2 separate regions of the Homo sapiens genome follow, and region 2 is linked to region 1. Evidence: chromatin loops called from intact Hi-C (ENCODE). Cell type or tissue: K562. All regions are shown on one strand. Each heading gives the region's core, and the rest is flanking DNA. Links, peaks and the distances in the headings are about the cores only.

What was found. A loop is a pair of places that touch in the nucleus more often than their neighbours do. Peaks named below come from ENCODE experiments on the same cell type or tissue, not always from the same donor. Only the 100,000 strongest peaks of a DNase experiment are listed, where the experiment ranks them.
Region 2: it touches region 1 in a loop (4-fold over the local background); 3 of 110 quality-filtered maps call a loop at or near these places.

The regions. Positions count from the first base shown.
Region 1 is chr6:16,202,603-16,211,962 of GRCh38, forward strand. It overlaps the pseudogene RNU6-1114P. Among named protein-coding and RNA genes, the nearest start is that of GMPR, 31 kb to the right of the region's middle. RefSeq lists enhancers at 2,923-3,012, 3,223-3,432. In K562, for the core only: a CTCF peak has its summit at 4,133 (motif pointing left); a DNase peak (open chromatin) is centred at 4,139.
Region 2 is chr6:15,249,608-15,258,967 of GRCh38, forward strand. The region is part of intron 1 of JARID2 (jumonji and AT-rich interaction domain containing 2); the gene reads left to right. Among named protein-coding and RNA genes, the nearest start is that of JARID2-AS1, 5.6 kb to the left of the region's middle. RefSeq lists enhancers at 1-344, 2,033-2,808, 4,841-4,910. In K562, for the core only: a CTCF peak has its summit at 4,526 (motif pointing right); DNase peaks (open chromatin) are centred at 2,834 and 4,554.

The sequences.
Region 1 (9,360 bases), core at 549-8,548:
CCAAGATTGTGCCACTGCACTCCAGCCTGGATGACACAGCAAGACTCTGAATCAAAAAAAAAAAAAGACTTATTGTTGTTAAAATGGCAATACACCCTCAAGTTATTCAATAGATTCAATGCAATTCTTATCAAAATCCCAGCTGATTTCTTTGCAGAAATTGACAAGTTAATTGTAAAATTTATATCAAAATTCAAGAAACCCAGAAAAAACAAAATAATCTTCAACAAAGAACAAAATTGGAGGAGTCACACTTCCCAACTTCAACATGTGTACAAAGCCATAGTAATCAAAATAGTGTGGTCCTGGCATAGGGTAGATGTATATAGATCAGTGTAGTAGAATTGAGAGTCCAGAAATAAACTTTCACATTTACAGTTAATTGACTTTCAACAAGGGTGTCAAGACCATTCAGTGGAGAAAGAATAGTCTTTTCAACAAATGATCCTGGGACAACTGGATATACACATGTCAAAAAAAAAAAATGAAGCTGGACCTGTCTCACAATGTGTACAAATTCAGAATAGAGAAAAGACCAAAACGTAAGAGTTAATCCAATAAAACTCTTAGAAGAAAACAGGGGTGTAAATTTTCGTGACCTTGGACTTGACAATGGTTTCTTGGATATGACACCAAAAGCATGAGCAATTAAAGAAAAAAATAGATTAATTGCACACAATTCAGCTAAAAAACTTTTGTCCTTCCAAAGACACCATCAAGAAAATGAAGAGACAAGCCTACAATGAATAAGAGAAAAAATGTGCAGATAATATTACACGTATCACAGCTCAACACCAAAACACCAAATAACTAAAAAATGGGCAAAAATCTAAATAGACATTTCTCTAAGGAAGATAAATGCATGGCCAATAAGTGCATGAAAAGATGCTCAACATCATTAGCCATCAGGGAATGCAAATCAAAACCATAATTAAATGTCATCTCACACCCATTAAGATGGCTAAAATTTTTATGAAACAGAAATAACAAGTATTGACAAGGAAGTGGCAAAATTAGAACTCTCATACACTGCTCATTGGAATATATAATTAATTGTGCACCTCCATGGAATACTATATAACCATAAAAAAGAATGAGATCATGTCCTTTGCAGCAACATGGATGCAGCTGGAGGCTATTATTCTAAGTGAATTAAACACAGAAACAAAAAACCAAATACTACATGTTCTCACTTATAAGTCAGAGCTAAACATTGGGTACACATGGACATAAAGATGGGAACAATAGGCACTGGGAACTCCAAAGTGGTGAATGAGGATGGGAGGCAAGGGTTGAAAAACTACCTGTTAGGTACTATGTTCAGTATTTAGGTGATGGGTTCAGCAGAAACCCAAATCAGCATCATGCAATATATACATGTAACAAACCTGTACATGTACTCCCTGAATCTAAAATAAACATATTTTTTAAAATAAAATAAAGTGGTGCAGCTGCCTTCGAAAGCAGTCTGGCAGTTACATGAAAGGTTAAACACAAAGTTACTGTATGAGCCAGCAACTCTATTCTTAGGTATATACCCAAAAGAAATGAAAACATATGTTCACACATAAACTTGTCCACCAGTGTTCACAGAATATTGTTCATAAGAGCTAAAAGGTAGAAACGGCCCAAATGTCCATCAATGGACAAATGAATAAACACAGTATGGTATTTCCATATAATTGTATACTTTTTGGAAGTAAAAAGAAACGAAGTACTGATACATGCTACGGTATGGATGAACTTTGAAAAGATTATGCTAAGTGAAGGAAATCAGTCACTAAGTGAAGGAAGCCAGTCACTAAAGACAACATATTGTATTATTCCATTTATAAGAAATGTCCAGAATAGGCAAATCTGTAGAAACAGAGAGTAGATCATTGGTTGCCTAAGGCTGGAAGGAATCAGGGAAGGCCCTGAGGAGTGATGGCTGATAAATAAGGAGTGTGGCAGGTTTCTTTTTTGGGTTATAAAAATGTTTTAAAATTGGTGTGATGATGGCTGCACAACTCTATGAATATATGAAAAGCCACTGACTTGTACATTCTAAATTGGTGAATTGTATGATCTGTGAATTATGTCTCAATAAAGCCATTGGGAGACAATATAAATAAATACAATCCAGAGACATTGTCCTGTGGGTAAATACTAAATAGAATCATTAGGCTGGTCTCTGGATTTGTCTATTCAATGCTTTCATGTTGGTTTTCTTTATCTTCCAGCTCCAGAAAAGGCCTGTAGTTCCAGCTACTGGGGAGGCTGATGGAAGGATTGCATGAGCCTGGGAGGTCAAAGCTGCAGTGAGCTGTGATCGCACCACTGCACTCCAGCCTGGGTGACAGAGTGAGACCCAGTCTCAAAAAAAAAAAAAAAAAAAAAAAAAAAAAAGCAAGCAAGCAAGAAAGAAAAAAGTGCTCGTTTCAGCAGCACATATACTAAAAATTGGAATGATACGGAGAAGACTACCATGGCCTCTGAGCAAGAATGACACAAAAATCCTGCAAAATAAAAAGCCTGAGCAAAGTGACTTGCCCAGGATGCCACAGTTCACAGTGGTAGAACCACAACTGGAAACCAGGACTTTGACTCCCAGGCAGCTGCCCCTTCCACGAGTTCCATGTCCCATGTGCATGCTATGTTTGTACTGGGGTCAATGGCAACCGTCTTATTTGGATATTCTTATTTTCCTCTATGCCCTGAGAAACCTGGTTTGTAGACAGAAAAGGCTGATTTTTTGCTTCTAAAAGCTTAAGTTGACATTTTGTGTTGTTTTGTTTTGTTCTCCTGGCCCAGCCTAACAAGCATTCACATAGTAGACAACACATGCTTGCTGGACCTTACTTCCTGTCTGGTGACCCAGCTCCCTAGAGACTTGAATCTCAAATAAATGTTTCTGTCAGGAGGCTGAGCTCCCAGCTGTGCAAATTGGTCACAGATGTAATTGCATTTGCCCTCTGCCCTGGAAGAAAACATGCCTGTGGTTGGGGGTTTAGATGTCTCAGAATGAAAGACATTACTCCTGACTCTGGGTAATAGCCGTGACGCTCAAAATAAGCTGCCACAGAGACACGCCATAGTGTTGCCAGATGTACAGGGCTGTTGCTACCCAGAATCTGGATCTGCACAGCCAGTTACCAAACTGTGGCCATGTCATTGGCCAATCAGGCATAGTCAAGAACCTAGCTTTTCCACTGGCTCCTCATACTTTCAAACATAACTCCATCCCCTCTTCTCCTCTCCCTAATGCCCACAAGATCTCTGCAAAGAGCTCTAATTCCAAGTTCCCTGAATGGCAGACAATGGCAGCCCTAGGACATCTACACTGCACAGGCTGCAATTGCTAGAATCTAATTAAAATAAACATTGTAACAAGCTGCTGAGCCCCGCCCAGTGCCTCAGGAGTGCAGTGATGTGACACATCTCACTGCAGCCTCCACCTCCCACCCTCCAGCAATCCTCCTGCTTTGGCCTCCCAAAGAGTGGAAACTACAAGTGTGTGCCACTACACCTGGCTAATTTTTGTACTTTTTGTAGAGATGAAGTCTCGCCATGTTATCGAGGCTGGTCTTGAACTCCTGGGCTCAAGTGGTCCACCCACCTTGGTGTCCCAAAGTGTTGGAATTACAGGTCTGAGTTACTGAATCTGGCCAGATAGATATTTTAAACCCAGTATTTGTCTGCCTTTCTTCCTCAGTAGAATTTGAATGTACCAGGTGGCTGCTAGCTACACACCTGTGTAGGATGAGGCTTATCCTATATGTCTGCCCTATTTGTCTTGTTAAATCATATTATTATTCTGAACGCTTTCCTTCTAAAGCAGACAACCAAAGCATAGGGTATTAGCTCTTCTTAGTCCTTTTCCAATCCAAACATTTAGACTTCTTTCTGCTCACCCCTGGGCAGTATCACCCTCATCAATTTCCTCTTAATTGACTAGAATGAATTGTAACTATCCCCATCAGCAATCACATCTGTTAAGGATTGCAGAGTGCCATTGTTGTACGGGAAGAGCATTTCATTTGAGCCACCAAAAATTTACTAACGTGTGGACACAGGGACAGATACAGAGGATTGCAAACTCCAGTTTCTGAAAAACTCGATTCCAAAGCAAGGGAAAAGGTGCCCTCTAGTGGTAAACACAGCACACTACACCACAGCATCCTTATTCCAGACCGGAAGCCTGGCTATTTGAATCCTATTTTCTGTTTCTTCCAGAAACCCTGAGGTCCAGACAGGATGTGACACATGAAGGTTTAAGTGAATTAAAATAGGCTGCTGACATCTAAGGCCAGGAAGAAATAATGAGTACGGATCCACTTTCACTGAGAGCAACCATCTCTGCTAAGCCACTTCTTCAATTTGGTGGCAAGTAACCAACTATCTGGAATGAGCAAGAAATATTCCCTTCCGAATTCCTTGAAAAATGTGGGGCTTAATTTAGAATATTCAAGTTCTTTTGACATACGTACTAAGACTATACAGTTTTTATAAGTATTCTAAAAGCCCGTATAAATTACAGTTGATTGGGAACTTTTAATGTAATAATTGAGTCCTGACATAAGAGACAGTGCAATGCTCAGGAAATAATGCTGGCCTGAAAGCTTGGAGATATGGACTCCGTGACACAGCCTCTGCCACTAACTAGGTGACTTCGGGCAAGTCCTTCAACATCTCTGACCTCCGTTTTCCCGTTAACAAATGAAAGAATTGGACTAATAATTTCTAAGCTTTTTCAGCTCTAAAATGATCTAATTTGGCCAGGCGCGGTGGCTCATGCCTCTAATCCCAGCACTTTGGGAGGCCAACGTGGGTGGATCACCTGAGGTCAGGACTTTGAGACCAGCCTGGCCAACTTAGTGAAACCCCATCTCTACTAAAAATACAAAAATTAGCCAGGTGTGGTGGCGTGCACCTGTAGTCCCAGCTACTCGGGAGGCTGAGGCAGGAGAATCGCTTGAACCCGGGAGGCGGAGGTTGCAGTGAGCCAAGATTGCACCACTGCACTCCAGCCTGGCAACAGAGCGAGACTTCATCTCACATAAATAAATAAATAAATAATAAAATTATCTAACTTATAAAAACTCTTTTAGGAGAGTTATATTTTGAAATAATATCTTTTGGGGATTTGTGTGTATTTCCTTCATTAACCCCAGGGTACCCTCCCTTAGCCCACTACTAAATAAAAACCAAGATTCAGGACGGGCGCAGTGGCTCAATCCCAGCACTTTGAGAGGCTGAGGCTGGTGGGTTGCTTGGGCCAGGAGTTCAAGATTAGCCTGGCCAATATGTCAAACCCCATCTCTACTAAAAACACACACAAAAATAGCTGGACGTGGTGACGCACCCCTGTTGGGAGGCTGAGGCACGAGAATCGCTTGAACCCAGGAGGCGGAGGTTGCAGTGAGCTGAGATCGTGCCACTGGATGCACTCCAGCCTGGGCAACAGAGCGAGACTGTTTAAAAAAAAAAATAGTCAAAGAACTAGTCGAACTAAGGGTGAGAAAGATGAGAATCAGCCCATGGAACATGCTTTTGCTGTCCATGAATCTAGGAAATACCAGGGCTGGGGAAAGGAGAAAGAGGAGTTAGAGAGGTGAATTACTCAAATGAGAAAAAGGGCCTGGATAGGTAGAGGTAGGAGGTCTCAGAGAGAAGTGGGAAGGAAGATCCTCAAAAGGACAAGCTTCCATGTGTGTCCACACACCAGCTCACCGCTCCAGCCCAGCCCTGGGGACAAGTATCTCTCCTGAATAGAGGGGAGGATGTGCACGCCTCCTGGAGGAGTGGGGACATGAAGAAGCATTTATTTTAGCTCCTTTCCACTGATTACAGAAGCACTAAAGAGAACAAGTTGGGAGCATCTCCACGACAGGGAGGGCAGGGCACTGCCACTGGTACACACAGATCCTGGAACTTTAGTGTGCAGGTGGACTTAATAATACTAATATTAGGAATAGAGATATGTGCACATCTGTTTTTATCAATCAATCAGGTGTTAGCATAATTTGCTATTTCCTTTTTAAGATAGGAAGTAGCTTTTGGTTGTTGAAATTGTTTCCTCTCTTGATTAAATTAATTATCCCTAAGAACTGAAGGCTTCAGTGATCTCTGAGAATTCTTCCAAATGTGAAATATAGTTATTCTAAGACATTTCAAAGCTCAGGTTATTGTATGTTGGGTCTAATGTTAGGCTTCACTGTACCAGAATTCTATTATGTGAAACATTACTTTAAATGAGTAACTCGCCACCTAAAACATGGAATTCCTTCTTTGATATGGCAGCACTGTGTGTAGTCAGGGTTTTGCATTACATCTCTCAGGCCACCCGTGCTGGCTCATGCCTGTAATCCCAGCACTTTGGGAGGTGCTGAAGTGGGAGGATTGCTTGAGCCCAGGAGTTCAAGACCAGCCTGGGCTGCTACATGGCAAAACCTTGTCTCTACAAAAAGTACAAAAAATTGCCAGGCAGTATGCCTGTAGTCCCAGCTACTAGGGAGGCTGAGGCAGGAGGATCGTTTCAGTCTGGAAGTTTGAGGTTGCAGTGAGCTGTAATTGTGCACTGCACTCCAGCCTGGGCAATGGAGTGAGATCCTTTCCCTCCAACCCCCCAAAAATTAACAAATTACCTGGGCATGGTGGCATGCACCTGTAGTTCCAGGTACTCAAGAGGCTAACTTGGGAGGATCCCTTAAGCCCAGGAGTCCAAGGCTGCAGCGAGCTGTGATTGCACTACTGCACTCCAGCCTGGACCACAGAGCAAGACCTTGTCTCAAAAAAAAAAAAAAAAAAAAATCTCTGTATTAAACTATCCACCAGAGGCAGGACAGATGCCAGAATGTGTTTTAACATTAACATAAATGTATTAAACAAATACATTCAATCAAATATAGTACTAGATGCTACAAAAAAAGTAAAAGCAGTCTTAAATTTGATTATAGATAGAGGAAGCAATGTGCAACAAAGAAAGAGTTGTTTTATTACTAAAGGGAAAGCGAGTAAATAAGCTTATTTGTAAGTGTTCAAGTTTCTCAAGGAAGACTTCTTAAAACACAAGAATTTCATTTTATGGCATTGTGCTTGTTTTTAAGGTGGGGTTGAAAGAAGGCAGAGAAATCAATAAAACTCTCTGGCTGGATAACAGAAGCCATTTCCAGGGCAACAAGGGAGGGAGACATGCCGTGGATTTAAAGGACACAGCATTTGACTAATGCAACAAAAGAGGTGAGAAAACACAGAGGTAGAGACAAGACCCTGGGTCACACCGAGAAATGGGAAAAGTGGGGTGTAAGTCTTGGAGTTTCTCTATTTCATGCTGCAAATTGCCTTCTCTACCCGTGGGTTCCCCAGTCCCTGCCCCAGCTCACAGAACCTTCATGCTTGCTTTCTCTCTTCTGTGTCCGACAAAATTTCAGCTCAGGTAAAGATCAGAGACACACTAAATAAATATCCTTACTTTTCACAGAGGTTTTGGCATTTTAACATAAGGAAAAGGCTTATACTAGAGCTTCCCCAAGGATGGCAAACGCTGCTTCTTCCAGGGGTCTCGGTGGAAGAAGCCCAAGATGGGGACCGTGGAATCTGAATGAAGTCCGTGTTTTATCTTTAACACATATGCGCATTTTCACAATACTCGTTCATACATCTGAGTTTATTTTCATATAAAATAATAATGATATATTATTATATTACAGCTTCCATTTATTAAATGCTATGTGCTGGGCATAGTCATAAAGACTATGACATTAGCAGTCCCCAACCTTTCTGGCACCAGGGACCAGTTTCACGGAAGACGACTTTTCCACTGACAGGAATGGGGGATGGTTTGGGGATGATTCAAGAGCATTACATTTATTGTGCACTTTATTTCTGTTATTATTATATTGTAATATATAATGAAATAACTATACAACTGATCATAATGTAGAATCAGTGGGATCCCTGAGCTTGTTTTCCTGCAATTAGAGGGTCCCATTTAGGGGTGATGGGAGACAGTGACAGATCATCAGGCATTAGATTCTCATAAGGAGCACAAAACCTAGTTCACAATAGGGTTTGTGCTCCTGAGAATCTAATGCTGCCACTGACCTGACAGAAGGCTGAGTTCAGGTGGTAATGCTCCTTCGTCCACTTACTTCCTGCTATGTGGCCCAGTTCCTGACAGGCCATGGACAGGTACCAGTCCACAGCCCAGGGATTGGGGACCCCTGATATACATCCATTATCTTGTTTAATCTTCTTGTTTTTTTTTTTTTTTTTTGAGATGGAGTCTTGCTCTGTTGCCCAGGCTGGAGTGGAGTGCAGTGGCCTGATCTCAGCTCACTGCAACCTCCGCCTCACAGGTTCAAGTGATTCTCCTGCCTCAGCCTTGCGAATAGCTAGGATTACAGACACGTGCCACCACGCCCAGCTAATTTTTGTATTTTTAGTAGAGATGGGGTTTCACCATGTTGGCCAGGCTGGTCTCGAACTCCTAACCTCAAGTGATCGGCCCTCCTTGGCCTCTCAAAGTGCTGGGATCACATGTGTGAGCCACCATGCCCAGCCTAGCCCTTTTAAGAGACACCAGAGAGCTAGCATGAGCTCTCTTTCTCTGTCTCCTCTCTCTATCTCCCTCTCTCTATCTATCTCTTTATCTCTCTCTCTGTTTCTCTGACTCTCTCTTCCTCTCTTTCTCCCTACTCTGTGGGGACACAGCAAGAAGGCATCTGTCTGGAATCCAGGAAGAGAACCCTCTCCAAAAATCAAATCAGCTGGACCCATGATCTCAGACTTCCTACTCTCCAGAACTATGAGAGAGAAATTTCTGAAATCTGTCCTCTCATGGGCTCAGGTATTAAATTTTAATACTGCAGGCTTCACAATGGGGTGTATGCACCCCTGGGTGGCTGGGCGCAGTGGCTCACGCCTGTAATCCCAGCACTTTGGGAGGCCAAGGCAGGCAGATCACCTGAGGTCAGGAGTTTGAGGCCAGCCTGGACAACATGGAGAAACCTCTGTCTCTACTAAAAATACAAAAAAAATAGCCAGGCATGGTGTTGTGCGCCTGTAATCCCAGATACTCTGGAGGCTGAGGCACGAGATTTGCTTGAACCCAGCGGCAGAGGTTGGCAGTGAGCTGAGATCACGCCACTGCATTCCAGCCTGGGTGACAGCAAGACTCCATCTCAATAAATAAATAAATAATAAAAGGGAATCCATTTCCATCAATATGTTCAACTTGCATCCACTCTCTTTTTTGAAACTGACCTGAGAATACCAGTGATGGAAAGTCAATTTTTTTTTCATCCATGCCCTCTTATCAGTGCACAGATAAGGTTCTCAGCTTCCCAAAAGAAAGGTATCCCTCGTGCCCAACCTATC
Region 2 (9,360 bases), core at 584-8,583, 950 kb before region 1:
TTTATAAGTAAGGTGGCATTATTACTTGAGCTGGTGGAAGGCAGCACGTTTCCCACAATTGGTCTCAAAAGCCCGGGATGCCTGCTGAGTTGCCATTTAGTTTATTACCTTAGCAAAGCAGAGTTGGGGGTGCGATTGTCGATAGTAGGCTTTGGGAGAAATGATTGTTATATTTCGTAATAAATGATGTCCTTGAGAAACTCATAAGTTGCAGTGTAATCCTGTCTTAATTGTGTTGAGCACGACTCCCACTGCAATACCTTAAATAACTGAAAACATTTGCCTTTGAAAGCCCCAATCGACTTGGACAATAAAAACAGTTGCATGTTTTGCTCTAGAGATATTTTCTGCCGTTTCCATCATTCCACTGCCTGGTTATTCCTAGGGAGAATAACAGATAGGATACTGGGGCTTCACCACTATTTGATCAGGTATCAGTTTGAAATAGAGAATCTCTGCCTTATGAAGATAGTAATTCCTGTAGTTAGCATGAAAACAAATTGCCAGTTTGATTTTCTAGGACAGCTCAAGCAGAATTTGTACCACTAGGCTGTAAGTTTTAAGTATCTAATTTTCTGATTTGAAAGTGTATGATTTAAAAATTGGAAAAAGTTTTTGTTATAAGCTTCAAAAGGATTTACTATAATTACAACTACGTAAAATTACAAAGAAAAAAGTAGGAAGAACACAAAATATACAGTGGTTGGATTTATGAGGTTTTTTGTTTTAAAACTTATTCATCACAAATTGTTCAGTCACGTTATTTTACAGTTGGTGGGGTGGTGGGGAAATTTGCACGTTATTTTATTGCTGTATTTTTTCTTTCCTGGGATGTTTACGTGGCTTTTCAGTTACTTGTTTCTAGTAGTGGAAAATCTTGCTCTGTGTTACTTAGGTGCAGGGCAGTGGCAGTTTAGCTCCTATCACTGTACAGGGACAGTATGGAAGGAAGACACAATGAAGTCCAAAGTGTCACTAAAATTTGAAAGAAAAATTATGTCGACAAGTAATCCAACTTGGTTTATTATCCAGGTTATATTATTTTACAGTAGGCTAATACCTAACTTGTGTGTCCCTGTAGCCACTGGCCCAAATAGACAACTAGAATTATTTGGTACTCGGTAATGCCTGTTTCCTCATAGTGGGTTAAACCAGTCCCTGTTGCTGGGCTGAAGGCTATTGACGCACTTCCAAGTGCCTTGGAAATAACTCCAGTGTTAATATATACCGTACTCCAAATGTTAAACTTTCCTCCTTCAGAACAAGACAATCTTTTGGAGTATATAATTGGTGTCTGTTACCTTCAAAATGGAACTTTTTTTTTTTTTTCAGAGAAGACACGAGAATGTCATATTAAAAGCGTAGTTCGTTAAAACACTTGGTGAAGGCTAACCTAGAGAGCATTTGTTTTTTTGTTTCCTTTTTTTTTTGAGACAGGGTCTTGCTCAGCCACCCAGGCTGGAACGCAGTGGTTCCTCACTGCAACCACTGTCTTCCGGGTTCAATCGATTCTCCTGTCTCAGCCTCCCGAGTAGGTGGGATTACAGGCACCCCCTATCATGTCCGGCTAATTTTTGTATTTTAGTAGAGATGGAGTTTCATTTCACCATATTGGCCTAGCTGGTCTTGAACTCCTGACCTCAGGTGATCTGCCCGCCTTGGCCTCCCAAAGTGCTGGGATTACAGGCGTGAGCCACTGCACCCAGCCAGCTGAACATTTTTAAGCTAGTGGTTTGCCCTTGCTCATGATGGTGTGAGGACTCACACTCCTGACATTGTCTGAATTCTGGCTGCATTGCTCTGATCATCCTGATGTTACTGGTCCACGTCTCCCCCAGGATTACAGTAGTAGCAGCTCTACTAACCACCTTTTGTCTACCCATCCTGCTTGCCCTGTTGGCTGCAGTATGTCCTGACTGATATCCCAGGATACAGGTCCTGGCCACCTCTGGGATGTACCTCTGTCCCCTTTGGCTTTCACCCAGAAGTCTTGCCAAGTGTCAGTTGTTTGTTCCCAAATCTGGTTATTCCAGTTGGGCTTATTATTGTAATTACAGTTAAGTATTATGTCAACCTTGAAACAGTGTGAAAAAGAGCGTGGTGGCTCATGCCTGTAATCCCAGCACTTTGGGAGGCTGAGGTGGGCGGATCATGAGGGTCAGGAGTTCAAGCCCAGCCTGACCAACATGGTGAAACCCCGTCTCTACTAAAAATACAAAAATTACCCGGGCATGGTGGCGCATGCCTGTAATCCCAGCTACTCGGGAGGCTGAGGCAGCAGAATTACTTGAACCCAGGAGGCGGAGGTTGCGGTGAGCCGCTTGAACCTGGGAGGCGGAGGTTGCAGTGAGCCGCTTGAACCTGGGAGGCGGAGGTTGCAGTGAGCTGAGATCCTGCCACTGCGTTCCAGCCTGGGCAAAAGAGTGAGACTCCATTCAAAAAAAAATGTGGGCCAGACATTTTTAAGATGTTTGGGAAAATCTGAAAGGACTGTCCACACACATTGCTTTGCAAGTGATTCCCTTTTAAGAACCAAACTTCAGTTATGCCCAGACTTCCCCAACAATCAAAACAGCATAATGTAGAACAACAGAACGTTCAGAGACTTAAGCTCAGAAAGAAGACCCATGGCCTCATATCAAAAAAACCGTAATTAAAAGTAGATTTGTCTGTCAGTTAATACAAAATGTTAGGGAATACCTTTTTTTTTTAAAAATTGTTTGTTATCTAACAAACTTGTTCCCATTAACTAACCAACTTCTGGTTCTTGTCATCTCTGATAAGAGTGCTTCCAACTGTGTTTAGCCTTAATCCCCGCATGCTAAACTGGACTCCCTGTCTGCTTCATGCCATGTAACATGTAAAGTGTGGATCAGTTTAAAGTAGTCCTACTGAGGTGATTGTATTACTTTTGGAGTTAAAATAATTGTGCCATTTACTGAGTGGCAGGGAGCAGAAAGATTAGTAATTTTGCACCTAATTCATGGAGTTCAGAAGCTTCTATCTTGTAATCTGGCAACTTTAATTATATATTGTTTTACTTATGAGATATTGTGGAAGGTCTGTTCCATTTTAAATCCTTAAGCCTTACCTGTTAATAAAAATGAAACCAAATGAATCTGTTTTTTCATGTGCTCAATTATCTTTCGTTTTTTTTCCGTCCTCCAGATAACTGTACTCTTTATATCCTGTGACTCCCTAAGACAAGCCTCAATTGCTTTTCCAGGCCCCCAGTCTTTGTTTTTCTGATTCCTTTTGTCCATAAACCTTTTCCATACTTGCCTCACCCTTGCAGGCATCTTTTATTCTAGGAGGTGAGAACTCCGTGGTATCTGTCTACATTTTTGTAGAAGAAGAGTGAGCGAGATTTTATTCTCATTATCCTTCTAGGTTTTAATCTTTCTTGGGACTTCAGACAATCCTATAACCTTCTGCCAGCTTCAGGTTTTTTTAATAAGGATTTTTTTTTTTGAGACAGAGGAGTCTCTCTCTCTCACCCAGGCTGGAGTGCAGTGGCGTGGTCTCTGTTCACTGCAGCCTCCAGCTCCTGGGTTCAAGCTATTCTCCCGCCTCAGCCTCCCGAGTAGCTGGGACTAACCAGCGTGTGCCACCACACCCGGCTCATTTTTGTATTTTTAGTAAAGACGGGGTTTCACTATGTTGGCCAGGCTGGTATTGAACTCCTGACCTCATGATCTGCCCACCTCAGCCTCCCAAAGTGTTGGAATTACAGGCGTGAGCCACCGTGCCTGGCCAAATAAGGATTTTTAAAATGCAGTTCTGATTCAGAATAAAATTATCGAAAGTGGAGCTGACCTGTCATTTTGCTCTTGGTGGAAGACTCATGTTTCCAGGACTTCCTGTTCCTGTCACTTCTTGCAGGTGGCTTTTGTCTTTCTTGCTCTCTTAGGCTGTAGGAAAGAGCCCACGCAGATTGTTCCAGAGGGCAAAGTATAGATCATTCCTGCGTGAGCAGCGACTGGCAGCTCGACTACCACTCTGGGTTTCTGGTTTTTTTTTTACACTTGTACCACAGTTTGTCTTGCCACAGATTTTACTATTTTAAGGGTGCTGCCCACCTCTACTGGGGTTCTTTTTTCCATTTGAAGAAATGTCCCAGAAAAGCATGGATTATAGAAAACACCTCCAGATGACGACACAACACCCACTTCTCTTAACGGGATTGTGAAGAGAGGACTCAGTCAATTCTGAAATAACCGCCTACATTGTGAGTTTGTCTGAGAAAAGGGGTTTTTGAGTCCATTTTATAGATGAGACAAGTAAGGTGAAAAACCAGTCAGATGGTTAGTTTTCTGAATTTGCTCCCCCCTTTTGAGTTCAGAGGACATAGAAGTAACATGAACGATCAGTGGAGCCCCAAAAAGGGGAGAAGAAAAGGTTGTAAAAGGGACTGTTGGCAGCCTTTGGAGAGGCTTTTTGCTTGGGAAAGTTGGAAGGGAGGGCAGTTTTGTCAGAAGTGTCCGTCTTCCCTGCATGTTTGTATTTGTTGTTTTTTGAAGAACCAGTTGGTGGAGCTACCCCCTTATACCCAGCTGGCTGTCTCTTTGAGTCATCATTGGAAGACTGACATCCCGTGTCCCTTGGGACTGGATGGTTTGTGCTCTTCTAGTTTTACAAATGCCCCCACCACATTCTTGGGTGTATCTGAGGCCCAGTGTGGGCTGCAGTTCTCCAGACTTGCAGGAACCAGTTTGATTTCCCAGGGCTGTTGACTTTTTCTTGTACTTGTATCATTGCCCCTGACTTTGAGGCTTAGGGGACCATGGAGCACTGGGGAAATCATATGCCCTCAGTCCTCACTAGGGGCTGGGCCATCCATTAAACAAAGGCTGTCCAGATGTGTTAATGAGGCGGTGTGAGTAATGGGAACATTATACATGATTACTTACATAATCATGGGACAGATGCGGGTGTTAGAGAAAGAGGAACCCTACTGGTAGAAGTTTTTGAGAGCTATTCTTGAGAGCTGGTGCTGCCTAAAAGGTCTCAATTGGATTTTAAGTTCTAATTTTGTAAGTCTGTCAAGCTCCACCACCCATGAAGAGGAAGGCCAGTGAACACTGAAATATTATCAACAGCAGTGTTTATTTACCATGCTCCTAGAAGGTTAACAAAATACATAGCCACAGGGCCGGGCGCGGTGGCTCATGCCCGTAATCCCAGCACTTTCGAAGGCCGAGGTGAGCGGATCACTTCAGGTCAGGAGTTCTAGACTAGCCTGGCCAACATGGTGAAACTCCGTCTCTACTAAAAATGCAAAAAAGTTAGCCAGGCGTGGTGGTGGGCACCTGTAATCCCAGCTACTTGGAAGGCCGAGGCAGGAGAATTACTTGAGGAGGATGGAGGTTGCAGTGAGGTGAGTGAGACTCTGTCTCCAAAAAAAACAAAACAAAAAACAAAAAAAAAACACCACAAAAACACACAAAAACAACCACTGTGTAACCACAGTTTTGCCCCTCCATACTCCCAGTAAGAGTCTTCCGTCATACACATTGGTAAACTAGGAATTCTTTTTTTTTTTTTTTTTTTTTGAGACGAGTCTCACTTTGTTGCCAGGCTGGAGTACAGTGGCGCTATCTCATTTTCCTGCCTCATCCTCTCGAGTAGCTGGGACTACAGGCACACACGACCATGCCCAGCTAATTTTTGTATTTTTAGTAGAGACGGGGTTTCACCCTGTTGGCCAGGATGGTCTCTATCTCTTGACCTTGTGATCAGCCCGCCTCAGCCTCCCAAAGTGCTGGGATTACAGGCGTGAGCCACTGCGCCTGGCCCAATTAGGAATTCTTAACAGTAACTTTTTTTCGGGGGAGGTGAGGAGGAGGAGTGAAAAGGATAGGTTGTGTGACTCTTGTCTACCTGGAGACCTGGTTTACTGGGACAGGAGAATGTGGGAGATCTTCTGACACCCAGTTTATTGATCTCTTAAAATCTTGGTGGTTCTGTCTCCATTATTTCCCAGCCACCATTTTGGTGAGAGCTTGGTCTGAAGTGGTAGTGTATTATCTGTTGGTTCTCTCTCGGTTTCAGCCAGCTGTTAGAGTGTTTGGTGCCTGTGGGGGCAGAAACAGGTGCCAGGAGGAAATGAGAAGGGATTAGGGCTGAGCATGTGTTTCTTGCATTTAGTCCTTCTATAGGTTTGCAGAAGGGGGCTGAGTGAATGCTTATTCTGTTAAGCAGCAGACTTTTGTGCTTTGTGTATATGCCTTATTACTGCTACTAAATGGACCTAAGTAATGAAATGCCTCAGATTTGGACAGGCTTGTGAATATATGGGGTACCTCTGCAGTAATGGACAAGGTTGGGAATGTGAGCCTACTTCAAGTTTGGCCTTGTGTTAAACTGGCTGTGTGACTCCAGGCAGGCTATACAACCTCGCTGAGCTATTTCCTCATCTGGACAACTTATTTCATGCACTTCACAGGCTTGTTGCTGGGAGAGGCAGGGGAATTTTTGATGTGAAAGCACTTTGTAAACTGCATACTGCTGCACAAATGCTCAAGGTATTATTACCCAGTTGGAAATCACCAACCTGGAGACATCAGGCCTGCCGGCGGCCTTCCTAGCTGACTCAGATATAAATGAATCAAATGAATTCTGCACTTTGATTCTTAATAAAGCAAGCTGATAGCAAGTAGCAGATGCACATTGGGAAACAGAACAAGGCTTTACGGATTAGAAGGTGATGTAATCACCTTCTACCTCTGTCCTATATTAGCCAACACTTGACTCCTAAATACACCTGGATGGTGAATTGGAAAGAGGGATAGATTGAGAATTAAGACTGGAGTGGCACTGAATCTGTGCACGAAGATGTTTAAAGAAGACATAGTCCTTGAAATTAAAAATCTGATTATGATGTGAACACAATTCTTTAGTGGCTCTCTGGTCCTCAGGATCGAATCTAAACCAACTTTGTTCCCAGCCCTTCTTGATGTACTCTGGGCTTATCCTGCCACCCATCCACTTCACACATCCGGGGCTTCAGCTGAGCCCAGCATTTTATTCCTCTACTTGCTTGGTGAATGGATTGCCTGAGGAGCCCACCGTGTTTGTCTGAAGCCTGTCACCCTGTTCACCCCGTCTGGCAGAGCCAGGCTCTTTCTCCCTGTTGGCTGGTCTCCTCGCACTTTATTTTTAGGTGCTGGAGTTATTTGCTTACATGTCTCTCACCCTATTAACCCCACAAGAGTAGGGGCTGAATTTATGTCATTGTAGGTCAATGTTAATGTCTAATACATAGTATACATTCTAGGAATATTTGAGTTCAAGTTTGGTGGAGTATTTCGAGTACTACTTAGTAGTGGGAGGGAATCGGTATGAATCTAGTGCAAAAAGATAGACTTAACTGATCACAATTTTGGACGCTATAATTTTATAGTTGAGAATTCCTGAGGTTTCTAGTACTGTTGTAAAGTGACCTGCTTGTGGTCGCATATTTTATCAGACACAGCTGGGGCATGAAATCCAGGTCCTGATACAGTAGAAGGCCCTCTCTGTTACTGCCTTTGGAAATACTTTTCTTTTCAGGGGGATTTTCAGTTATTCATGGTAACTGCAGTAATTGATTCATTTTCATGGAAAAATAAAATCCACGTGTAATCCCCATACCTAATTAAGCCAATAGCATTTTACTGTTGTGCAGATGGCCTTTTTTGCTTAATAAGAAGTGATTCAAATCAGACAAGTACTCAAAAGATAGAAATCATTGAAATCACATACTGGACATTCCTCTACTTGCACATACAGTTTTATATATATGGGCCATACTCTTTAAGTGCTGTATTTTTGTTACCTCCTGTTTGCATTTATAACTTGTCATGGTAATCAAAGACAGTGATTTTTAATGGCTTCAAGGCCGTTGGTTGATAGTTACCACTATTTTCTTGACTCATCTCTTCGGGATGGGTTTTTCACAGATTTGGGGCTGTTGTACAAAATGATGCATGCAGCCTGCTTTGCACGTGTCTGTTTGCACTCAACTCTAAATTCTTACTGTGAAATTACTGACTTAGAAGTGCCCGTATTTACGTTTTGATCTTTCCTAGTACATTGCTTTCTTGGAGAGAGGCTATACTAATTTACAGTCCCACAGGTAGTACACGTTAGGCCAGCGGGTTGGTTGGTTTGTTGGCTTTTAAAAAACAATACAGGCATTTGTAACAAGTAGTAAAGATGTCAGTTGAGTTTTATTTAAGTTTCTATTTTCTTCCTGTGTCCTCTCTCAGGGCATTTAGAACTAAATGAGATAAGATATGTGAAAGCACTTTGTAAAACAAAATTGCTCTAAGAACACAATGTGTTATTAGTCAGAACAGCTCCAGAAGGGAAGGGAAAGGGAGAGCCTTGGGTAATTGTACAATGATGTTCTTATTCTTATATGTATGAAATGCTTTTTGTTGTGAGGACATAGAGATACTTAAGTAATAAAGATGACCCCCAATCACATTGTTTTCATATGTGATCTCAGCCTTGTTTGTGAGGTGGGCTTTGTATATTTACGAAGATCCCTTTGGGCTGTGGCTTGGAAGACTGTTCAGTTAAATACAGCTGGCATTTTTTGGTTGCTTACCATGTTCTGACACTGTGTTGGGAGTTTGAAAATACGACATTGCCCTTGTCTGAGGGGCATTTACAGTTTAGTTGGCAGCAGGGATGTGAAACAATGGGAGGAGAGCACTGGCTTTGGAGTCAGTCTGAAGTTGAGGATCTCTGCTCTGTCATCTTGGGTAGATCACTTCACCTCTCCAGGTCTCAGTTTCTTCATCTTTGAAAGGGGGAGAATTGTGCCTTCATTATTGGCCTCTCAAGGTCATTTTGTGGGAGGCTGAATCAAATGTTAAAGTGTGAAGTGCTTTATGAACTGTGACTATAGCCGGACGTGGTGGCTCACACCTGTAATCCCAGCACTTTGGGAGGCCAAGGCGGGCGGATCACAAGGTCAGGAGTTTGAGGCCAGCCTGACTAACATGGTGAAAACCTGTCTCTACTGAAAATACAAAAATTAGCCAGGTGTGGTGGCAAGCGCCTGTAATCCCAGCTACTTGGGAGGCTGAGGCAGGAGAATTGCTTGAACCCAGGAGGCAGAGGTTGCAGTGAGCCGAGATTGCGCCACTGCACTCCAGCCTGGGCAACAGAGTAAGATCCTGTCTCAAAACAAAACAAAACAGCAGAACACCAACTGTGACTATTTAGACCATGTTATTATAAGTCTTACAGATTCTTGTGGCTGTAATTCTCCAAGTGCAAGATTGAAGAGGAAACTGTTTCTGGGTCATCTGTGCTGATTATAGTATATCCCAGTTGTTCGAGGAAGAGGATAGAAATTCAGATAATAAG